3 separate regions of the Homo sapiens genome follow, and regions 2 and 3 are each linked to region 1. Evidence: chromatin contacts called from ENCODE Hi-C or POLR2A ChIA-PET data. All regions are on one chromosome and are shown on one strand. Each heading gives the region's core, a stretch centred on a gene start or an enhancer-like site at or near the end of the contact. The rest is flanking DNA. Distances are from core to core; before and after follow the strand shown.

Region 1 (3,162 bases), core at 325-2,824:
CCGGCCTGGAGCCCCCTGGCGGGCCTGACCTCCTGGACGATGGCTTTGCCTACGACCCTACGGCCCCCACACTCTTCACCATGCTGGACCTGCTGCCCCCGGCACCGCCACACGCTAGCGCTGTTGTGTGCAGCGGAGGTGCCGGGGCCGTGGTTGGGGAGACCCCCGGCCCTGAACCACTGACACTGGACTCGTACCAGGCCCCGGGCCCCGGGGATGGAGGCACCGCCAGCCTTGTGGGCAGCAACATGTTCCCCAATCATTACCGCGAGGCGGCCTTTGGGGGCGGCCTCCTATCCCCGGGGCCTGAAGCCACGTAGCCCCGCGATGCCAGAGGAGGGGCACTGGGTGGGGAGGGAGGTGGAGGAGCCGTGCAATCCCAACCAGGATGTCTAGCACCCCCATCCCCTTGGCCCTTCCTCATGCTTCTGAAGTGGACATATTCAGCCTTGGCGAGAAGCTCCGTTGCACGGGTTTCCCCTTGAGCCCATTTTACAGATGAGGAAACTGAGTCCGGAGAGGAAAAGGGACATGGCTCCCGTGCACTAGCTTGTTACAGCTGCCTCTGTCCCCACATGTGGGGGCACCTTCTCCAGTAGGATTCGGAAAAGATTGTACATATGGGAGGAGGGGGCAGATTCCTGGCCCTCCCTCCCCAGACTTGAAGGTGGGGGGTAGGTTGGTTGTTCAGAGTCTTCCCAATAAAGATGAGTTTTTGAGCCTCCGGGGTTTCGTCTGTTCTGGGCTTGGGAAACGCCCTAGTCCCTTAGTAGCAAAGAAAGCCTCCAGGCTGGGGGCTCAGGCCTGTCATCCCAGCACTTTGGGAGGCCAAAGCAGGAGGATCGCTTGAGCTCACGAGTTTGAGACCAGCCTGGGCAACATGACGAAACCTAGTCTCTACAAAAAATACAAAAATTAGCCGGGCGTGGTGCTGCGCGCCTGTAATCCCAGCTACTCTAGAGGCTGAGGTGGGAGGATCGCTTGAGCCCAGGAGGTGGACGTTGCAGTGAGCCAAGACCGCACCACTGCACTCCAGCTTGGGCGACAGCGCGAGGCTGTGTCTCAAAAAAATAAAAAATGAAAATGAAAATAAAAAATGAGACCGGGCATGGTGGCTCATGGCTGTAATCCCAGCACTTTGGGAGGCCGAGGCAGGTGGATCACCTGAGGTCAGGAGTTTGAGACCAGCCTAACCAAAATGGTGAAACCCCATCTCTACTAAAAATACAAAAATTAGCCGGGCTTGGTGGCGCGCGCTTGTAGTCCCAGCTACTCGGGAGGCTGAGGTGGGAGAATAGCTGAAACCCAGGAGGCAAAGGTTGCAGTGAGCCTAGATCGCGCCACTGCCTTCTAGCCTGGGAGACAAAGAGAGACTCCGTCTCAAAAAAATAAAATTAAATAAATAAATAAAATAAAAAAGATAAAAAGATAAAGCATCCAAGCTCTTCCCTTCTCCGCTCTCCCACTTCTTCCTCGGGATCCCGCCCCTCTCGACTCTAGGACCCGCCTCTCTCGTCGGCGGAAGTGCGCTGCGCGGCCCTCCACCATGCTCCGCCCCCTCCCCCTAGCGCGGCCTTTCATTTCCGCTTCCGGTGCGGGCCGCGCGCGAGCGCAGCGGTGGGAGGCGGCGACCAGCCGGTGAGTGCAGGCTGCGGCTCGACCTCCCGGTTTTCGGGCAGGCCTCAGCCCAGCTTCTCCCTTTCCTCAGGCTCTCCCCATGCTGCTGTGGGCTTCTGCTGCGTCCCGGCCCCGAGGATCGCTCGTCCCTCACCCCATTAGGCCTGACGGGCCTCAGGCCGAGCCCGTGCCCCGGCTGTGGGCCAGAAGTTGCCGCGTCGAACTCGGCCTTCGGCCCAGCAGCTTATCACAGGCCCCGCCCCCTTGTCAAAAAAAAAAACAACAAAAAAAAAACCCAGCCCAAATCCTCAGGCCGCGACGCGATCCACAAGCCCCGTCCAAACCTTCGGTCTCCGCCCTTTCCCGCAAGCCCTGCCCCCAAGCTCAGCCCACGCCCTCCTGTCAGCCAGCTCCGCCTCTCTCAGGCTCTACGCTCTTTTTCTTTGGATGCTCTCCCCACCCCGCCATCTAGATCCCATCTTTAGACCTCAGCTTCACTCTGGTCTCCTTGCAACACTCCCTCCCCGTGTTCCCACTCCCTCTAGCATCTTCATCTTCCGCCACGCCCTTCACCTGTCCTCGACCTCCACCTTCATACAACTGCACTGTTCCCTTAAAAGCTTTCTCCGATTTCCTCCACCTGCCTTCATCCTTATTCTCCTTATCCCTCTACCACCCAGACTCATACCCAACCCCACGCATGGCCCCTAGTGGGAGCCTTTTCAGTTCTTCTCTTTCTCTTGAGCTCCAGCCTTAAGTGCTCAGGGTTTGCCTTCTGACCCTACTTCAAACACTGCTGATGTTTCAAAACCTTTCATTCCCGACTCCAGCGCGTGGAATCTAGGACACCCCTTTCCCAGTGATGCTCACCTCAGAATCACCTGAGGGTTTTTCAGAATGCCCAAGCTTCTAGATCGAAGTTGTTAGGGATGGACTTGAACATCTGGCATACTGTTCTGCAGCTTCACTTCTGCTCCCTGAAGCTAAGAGATGTGTTGTTTGGGATCGACTCTGCCACCAACTTGTTAGATGACTTTGATTCTGCCCATACGGGTTTCACAGACCATCTGACTTTCCTGGTCCCTTCATCCCTCAGGTTGAGGCCCCAGGCTTGGCCTCACCACAATGTGGCACGAGGCTCGGAAGCATGAGCGGAAGCTTCGAGGCATGATGGTCGACTACAAGAAGAGGGCGGAGCGGAGACGGGAGTATTATGAAAAGATCGTGAGTAACTGGCCTTTTGTCTGGGGTGAGGGACCCTGGGTTGGGGGGCACAGCTGGTCATCCTGGTAAAATCTGGGCTTGGAAGTATGTCAAGACAAGAGGCTCATTTCCTCAGGAGTATATTCATTAATCTTTTCTTGAGGATAATCATTGGTGGGATCCCAAGGGCTTCTGTTTGTTGTAGCATACTGTGTCGTTTGGTGTGGCCTCCCAGTGCCGATCCGGTGTTAGCAAGAAAAAGGGAAGTCTCTGTAACCCTCAGAGCAGTCCTGACGTTAGACTGGCCACCTCCAGAATGTCTGTTTCGCTTATTGCTGTGTT
Region 2 (3,162 bases), core at 439-2,938, 730 kb after region 1:
GGGTTACAGGGAAACCGGAGCTGGGAAAGGTTCACGTTTCACAACAAAGGCAGAAGACGGACCACGCCGTCCGGGCCCGGAGGGAGTGTGGGGGCGGGTGGGTAAGAGTAACGGTCAGTGAAGAAAGGGGGCTGGGAGGCAGCCCCTACGCGGAGTGGAGTGGCCACAGGCCCTGTCCTTTTTCCTCAGTCCCTCTAGTGCCCCCCGCAGTGTGATTCCCCAACACCGATGGGATTTGGGAAGGAGCTCGGAATGGAGCCGCTGGAAGAGGAGACGCGTGCGGGGAGAGGGCCCGGGCGGGTGCCTGTCCCGTCCACACTTAGTCCCCGCGCCCCGCGGGCGCCTGAGATTGTGAGCTGGTCCCGGGAGATGTCCGAGGACCTCGGCGCGCCGGCCCCAGCAGTGGGCACGGGGGAAGAGGGCTGGTGGACGGGATGTCCCCGGGAGAGCTGGACTTGCGCCGCCCGAGGCCCCTCACCTCTTGCAGGGCGCGCCGCCTCCGGCCCCGGTCCGGTCGCGCTGTCGCCGGTTCTTGAACCAGTTGCTGACCTGCGTGAGCGACAGGCCGGTGAGTGTGGCCAGGCGGCGCTTCTCGTCCGGCGTGGGGTAGCGGTTGCCGCGGTAGCAGGCCTTGAGCGCTGCGCGGGAGCGCTCCTTGAAGCAGTAGACTGTCTCCTCGCCGTCCCAGATGGTCTTGGGCAGCGGGAACTTCTTGCGCAGTCGATACTTGTCCACTGCGCCAAGCGCGCGGCCGCGGGCCCGCTCGGCCTCATGGTAGCGCGCGCGCAGGTAGAGGTCCTGCAGGAAGGCGTGGTGGGCGGCGGGGAAGGGGCGGCTCTCGAGTAGCCGGTAGAGCTCGGCGTACTCGCCCCGCTGGAAGGCCACCAGGGCCCGCGCGCGCAACACCGGGTCGCTGCCACGTAGGCGCTCGGCCGGGGGCAGTGCGCCCAGGAAGCGGCTCAAGCGGCCGGCGTGGCCCGCCTGGAGCAGCGCCTCGCAGACGCACGCCACCTGCTCGGGCGAGAAGCGGAGGCCCGTGGGCGGTTCGGAAGCGGCCTCGGGGGGCGACCCGGGGACGCCCGGGGATCCCGGGCCCTCAGCTCCCGCAGCCGCTGCGCCCGCCCCGGCCCCGGCCGCCGCCGCCGCCTCACCCTCGGCCGCCTGCAAAGTCTGCAAGAGCTGGCGCGCTTCCTCCTCCTCCTCTTCGGTCGCCGCCGCCGCCGCCACCGCCTCCCCCCCAGCCGCCGGCCCCGCGCTCGGCTCCGCAGGCAAGGTAGCCATGTTTTGCAACTTTGGGAAGTTCCTCCCTCCCTCTCTTCCTCCCTCGGGCTTTCCCCAGCCTCCTCCCCCACCTGTCCCCCCTTTTCGCCCCCACTCCCCGCTCTTCTCGATCTTCTTTCTGGCCGACCCTGCGCCCCACGCCGGGAAGGCGAGATCCAGCTCTCCACTCGGGTCTCTGTCCCCTTGTGTGTGTCCGTCCCCCTCCCGTCTGTCTGTGATTCTCCCTTTGTTTTCCCTCCGCCTCTGGCCGCGCTTTCTGCCTCCCCCCAGCGTGTGCTTCTGGCTCAGGGCCTCAGTTTCCCCATCGGGACAACGCAGAAGGTAACGGGCCGTCCAGGAGGACTAAGGGCGCGAAGCCTCCGCCCCGAGACTGAGCTTCTGCACGCCTCCGTCTCCAGGGTCCTCTGCAGGCCCCCACATTCCCCATCTCGGCCTGCGCTCCGCCCCTCGGAATTCCCGGCTCCGCAGGGGGGGCGGGTCTGGCCGGGAGGAGGGGCGGGGAACGGGCTAGAAAGTTTGCAGCAACTTTTCTCGAGCTTGCGTCCCAGGAGCGGATGCGCGTGGCGTGCGCAGGCGCAGTGGAAGGAGGATGGCCGCGCGCGCTGCCAGCCCAGCCCCCTCTTCTCGACGCTCGGTGGCACAGCTGGGCCACAGCTGGGCGGGGGCGGTGCCTCCGGGTGGCCCGCTCGCCCTCCTATTGGCCGGACGCCAAAGCCCCGCCCCGTGGCTTTTCCTCCCCCAACCCTGATTCGGCCGCTTCGCATCCCGCTAGCTCCTCCCAGACCTTCGGCCGCCTCCACACGCCTCCGGATTGGCCCGCTGCGGAGCCTCCGGCCCACAACGCAAACCGCGGACACTGTGGAGTCCAGAGCTTTGGGCAGATGGAGGGCCTTTTATTCGCGAGGGTCGGGGGTGGGGGTCCTAGGTGGGGACAGACAATAAATACCGAGGAATGTCGGGGTCTCAGTGCATCCAAAACGTGGATTGGGGTTGTTGGGGGTCCTGTAGCCTGTCAGCGAGTCGGAGGACGAGGTCAATAAATATCCAAACCGCCGAAGCGGGCGGAGCCGGCTGGGGCTCCGAGAGCAGCGCAAGTGAGGAGGGGGGCGCGGGATCCCCGAAAAAGCGGGTTTGGCAAAAGCAAATTTCCCGAGTAAGCAGGCAGAGATCGCGCCAGACGCTCCCCAGAGCAGGGCGTCATGCACAAGAAAGCTTTGCACTTTGCGAACCAACGATAGGTGGGGGTGCGTGGAGGATGGAACACGGACGGCCCGGCTTGCTGCCTTCCCAGGCCTGCAGTTTGCCCATCCACGTCAGGGCCTCAGCCTGGCCGAAAGAAAGAAATGGTCTGTGATCCCCCCAGCAGCAGCAGCAGCAGCAGCAGCAGCAGCAGCAGCAGCAGCAGCAGCAGCAGCAGCAGCATTCCCGGCTACAAGGACCCTTCGAGCCCCGTTCGCCGGCCGCGGACCCGGCCCCTCCCTCCCCGGCCGCTAGGGGGCGGGCCCGGATCACAGGACTGGAGCTGGGCGGAGACCCACGCTCGGAGCGGTTGTGAACTGGCAGGCGGTGGGCGCGGCTTCTGTGCCGTGCCCCGGGCACTCAGTCTTCCAACGGGGCCCCGGAGTCGAAGACAGTTCTAGGGTTCAGGGAGCGCGGGCGGCTCCTGGGCGGCGCCAGACTGCGGTGAGTTGGCCGGCGTGGGCCACCAACCCAATGCAGCCCAGGGCGGCGGCACGAGACAGAACAACGGCGAACAGGAGCAGGGAAAGCGCCTCCGATAGGCCAGGCCTAGGGACCTGCGGGGAGAGGGCGAGGTCAACACCCGGCATGGGCCTCTGATTGGCTCCTGGGACTCGCCCCGCCTACGCCCATAGGTGGGCC
Region 3 (3,162 bases), core at 290-2,789, 690 kb after region 1:
GGAGGCAGAGGCTACAGTTAGCCATACCACTGCACTCCAGCCTGGGTGACAGAGGGAGACTGTCTCTAAATAAATAAATAAAAATAAATAAAAGACTTGCCTAAGGTCATATAGCAAGTAAATGGCAGAACTAATATTCTAGACTGCTTTGTTCGCTGTCTCTACTCATCACATTGTATATTTCAGTATGGAGAGAGGACTAAATTATAGTGCTGAAAGCACAGATTCTGAGCCAGGCTGCCAAGATCGGAATCCTGAGTCTAGCAATTAATGCTGGATAGCCTTGGGAAAGTTGCTTAATTTCTCTGTACTTCTGCTTCCTTTCTGTAAAATGGAGAAAATAACAGCACCTACCCCTCAGGGGTGTTATCAGAATTAAATGAGTTAATGTGTACAAACAGCTAAGGACAGGGCCAGGCATTTTGTAAAACAATAAGCGTTAGCTGTAATCCACAGTGGGGAGCCCCTACATGCTTCTGAGCTGGGGTGTGTGCCCAGATCAGTGCCAGCTTTTGAGAAAACGCCTCTGGGACTGGACTGGAAAGGAGGAAATCCATTAGCACCTGTAACCCAGTCACATTCCGGGGGCGGAGAACTTCCCACCAACAGCTCTGAGACTGAAACTTCACAGCCCAGCTCTCCCACTAATAGTAACGATTTTAATGACTCCCTTTAACCCTGTTCTCAGAGGCATGCTTGCTGTTCCCATACTACAGATAAGGGCACTGAGGCTCACAGATTTGTCCATGGCACAAAGGGGTGGAAGAATAGGGGATATGAATGCTGTACTTCTCATAGGGATAAACCATTACACTCTTCTAAATTCCACCGGGGAAGTGAGGGTGCGAAAGCCTGTCTCGATGGCCCTTTCTGGCCGTATTATCCTACAGTTCTGTGCCTGTCCAGCTTACCGGGAGTCTCTGGCGGGACTAGGGAAATTATCACTACATCCAGGCCCCTAATTTCACGCTCCTTACCCCACCCTCAGTCCTGGAGCCTAAACCCACACTCTATCCTACCACTGATTTCTCCCTCCTACCTCCTCAACTTGCCTTCCTGCCCCCAATCCGATCCAGAGGCCCCAACCCATTGCGTCCACCGTTCGCCTGTCCCTTGGAGCTTCCAGACCCCCTCACTCATCCTAACCCTGATCCTCATACCCTCGCCGCAGGTTAAGCCCCCATCGAAATCGACCCCTTCAGGGCCTCTACCTGGATGTCCAGCCCAGTCTCCAACTCGGGGCCCACTTCCCCAGCTCTGAGCCCCTTTACAATCAATTCCAAAGCTCCACTCCCACCCCACCTCCAAGACCCCTCCCCAAGCCACCATTCTTCTACTACTACCTCCGGCTCCCATTCCTCCCAGTCCTCTCCCCCAGGCAATCTCCCCTCACCCAGCCCCTTCTTTCGCCCCTGCCTCTTCCCCCTCGTCACCCGGTCCCGAACCCCCGTCCCGACTCTCCAGCGCCCCCGGCCCGCGCCTGGGCTCTCACCATCGCCGCGCGCTGCATCTCCCTCGGCTACGCGGGTTTCCCCCACTCGCTCCTCTCCAGCCTCCCCTTCCGGGTTCTCGTCCCGAAGCCCGCTGGGAATTGAAGTCCGGGCAGCCACGGACTACATCCCCCAGAAGGCAGCACGGTCAAGCTTGGAGGTGGGGTAGGAAGCAAATTAGGCGGGCGGAGGAAAAGAACGACTCGAACTCCCGGGAGACAAAGCCGGGGAGGACTTGGCAGCGCAAGCGCAGGGTGCTTCCCCGCTGGGCGCGCTGGGAGATGGAGTCTAGCCAGGAGGGCTCCATTTTTGCCCGAGGCCCTTGGGAAGGGAATTGAGAATATTGCAATAGGGTGTTGGTGAGGGGTGGAGAGTTGGGGAAGAGCAAATTTATTGATTCATTTGTGCCGATCAACACAATAGCTAACAGCTCCTTGTGCTTTTCCAAACTCCTTCCCATCCATCCCCTTCTTTTTTTTTTTTTTTTTGAGACGGAGTCTTGCTCTGTCACCCAGGCTGGAGTGCAGTGGCGCAATTTCGGCTCACTGCAACCTCCGCCTCCTGGGTTCAAGCGATTCTCCTGCCTGAGCCTCCTGAGTAGCTGGGATTACAGGAGCCCGCCACCACGCCCGGCTAGTTTTTGTATTTTTAGTAAAAACGGAGTTTCACCATGTTGGTCAGGCTGGTCTTGAACTCCTGACCTCATGATCCACCCGCCTCGGCCTCCCAAAGTGCTGGGATTACAGGCGTGAGCCACCGCGCCCGGCCCGTCCCCTCCTTTCTTACCTCCTGATTTACAAATGAGAAAATTAAGCCTTAGGAGGAAGGAAAGTCCCATACATTAGGAGTTAGTCCACATCATAGAATAGCAGCTCCACATCGCTCGAGCCCAGGAGTTCGAGGCAGTGAGCTAGTGTTACACCACCGCCCTCCATGCAGTTCAGCCTGGGCGACAGAATGAGACCCTGCTGCCTCTTAAAATAAAAGAAGGCCGGGCGCGGTGGCTCACGCCTGTAGTCACAGCACTTTGGGAGGCCGAGGCGGGCTGATCACAAGGTCAGGAGATCAAGACCATCCTGGCTAACACACTGAAACCCCATCTCTACTAAAAATACAAAAAATTAGCCGGGCTGGGTGGCGGGTGCCTGTAGTCCCAGCTACTCGGGAGGCTAAGGCAAGAGAATGGCGTGAACCCAGGAGGCGGAGCTTGCAGTGAGCCGAGATCGCGCCACTGCACTCCAGCCTGGGGGACAGAGCGAGATTCCGTCTCAAAAAAAAAAAAAAGAAGAAGAAGAAGAAGAAGCTCCAGGAGGGCAGAGATCTTTGTGTACCTTGTTCAAGCACCTAGAACAGCGTAAACATGTGTTCAGTAAATATTTATTGCATCGGAACTATATGCCAGACACCCTACAGACAACCCTGGTAGGAATTACAATCCCAAATTTATAAGGCAGAAAGAGATTAAGCCTCTTGTCGCTGGCAACACAGCCAAGAAAACGATTTGAACTGAAATGTATTGGATTTCAGGGTTTCTACTCTTGACTAGGTCGTTAGATCATCTCCCCTTAAGACGTATTTTCCAGGCTGGGTGCGGTGGCTCATGCTTATAATCTCAGCCGGGAGACTGGCTTTAGTCCAGGAGTTTAAGACCAAACTAGGCAGCAAAGTGAGA

What was found. A loop is a pair of places that touch in the nucleus more often than their neighbours do. ChIA-PET counts read pairs that join two places held with the same protein, here RNA polymerase II (POLR2A). Pooled maps may share reads with other maps.
Region 2: a loop to region 1 is called in a pooled map, with 6 times the contacts of the local background. The contact joins the promoter of SIX5 here to the promoter of CLASRP in region 1. A Hi-C loop is called at or near these places in 2 of 50 pooled maps. POLR2A ChIA-PET finds 5 or more read pairs at or near these places in 4 of 52 experiments (CD8-positive, alpha-beta memory T cell, OCI-LY7, activated CD4-positive, alpha-beta T cell and 1 more).
Region 3: a loop to region 1 is called in a pooled map, with 6 times the contacts of the local background. The contact joins the promoter of FBXO46 here to the promoter of CLASRP in region 1. A Hi-C loop is called at or near these places in 1 of 50 pooled maps. POLR2A ChIA-PET finds 5 or more read pairs at or near these places in 2 of 52 experiments (HEK293 and activated CD4-positive, alpha-beta T cell).

The regions. Positions count from the first base shown.
Region 1 is chr19:45,037,471-45,040,632 of GRCh38, forward strand. CLASRP (CLK4 associating serine/arginine rich protein) reads left to right here and starts at 1,575. Exons shown (of 21, transcript NM_007056.3): 1 at 1,575-1,638; 2 at 2,714-2,841. The coding sequence starts at 2,743. RELB (RELB proto-oncogene, NF-kB subunit) reads left to right here. Exons shown (of 12, transcript NM_006509.4): 12 at 1-722. The coding sequence ends at 320. RefSeq lists an enhancer at 1,249-2,118.
Region 2 is chr19:45,767,564-45,770,725 of GRCh38, forward strand. SIX5 (SIX homeobox 5) reads right to left here and starts at 1,689. Exons shown (of 3, transcript NM_175875.5): 1 at 479-1,689. The coding sequence starts at 1,281. It overlaps DMPK (DM1 protein kinase), which reads right to left. Exons shown (of 15, transcript NM_004409.5): 15 at 2,154-3,077. The coding sequence ends at 2,925. DM1-AS (DM1 locus antisense RNA) reads left to right here and starts at 233. Exons shown (of 2, transcript NR_147193.1): 1 at 233-568. RefSeq lists enhancers at 1-43, 108-667, 2,159-2,238, 2,399-2,508, 2,949-3,028 and silencers at 409-538, 989-1,208, 1,569-2,108, 1,960-2,144, 2,669-2,828 and 1 more.
Region 3 is chr19:45,729,357-45,732,518 of GRCh38, forward strand. It overlaps FBXO46 (F-box protein 46), which reads right to left and starts at 1,540. Exons shown (of 2, transcript NM_001080469.2): 1 at 1,493-1,540. RefSeq lists a silencer at 395-689 and enhancers at 1,538-1,647, 1,738-1,867.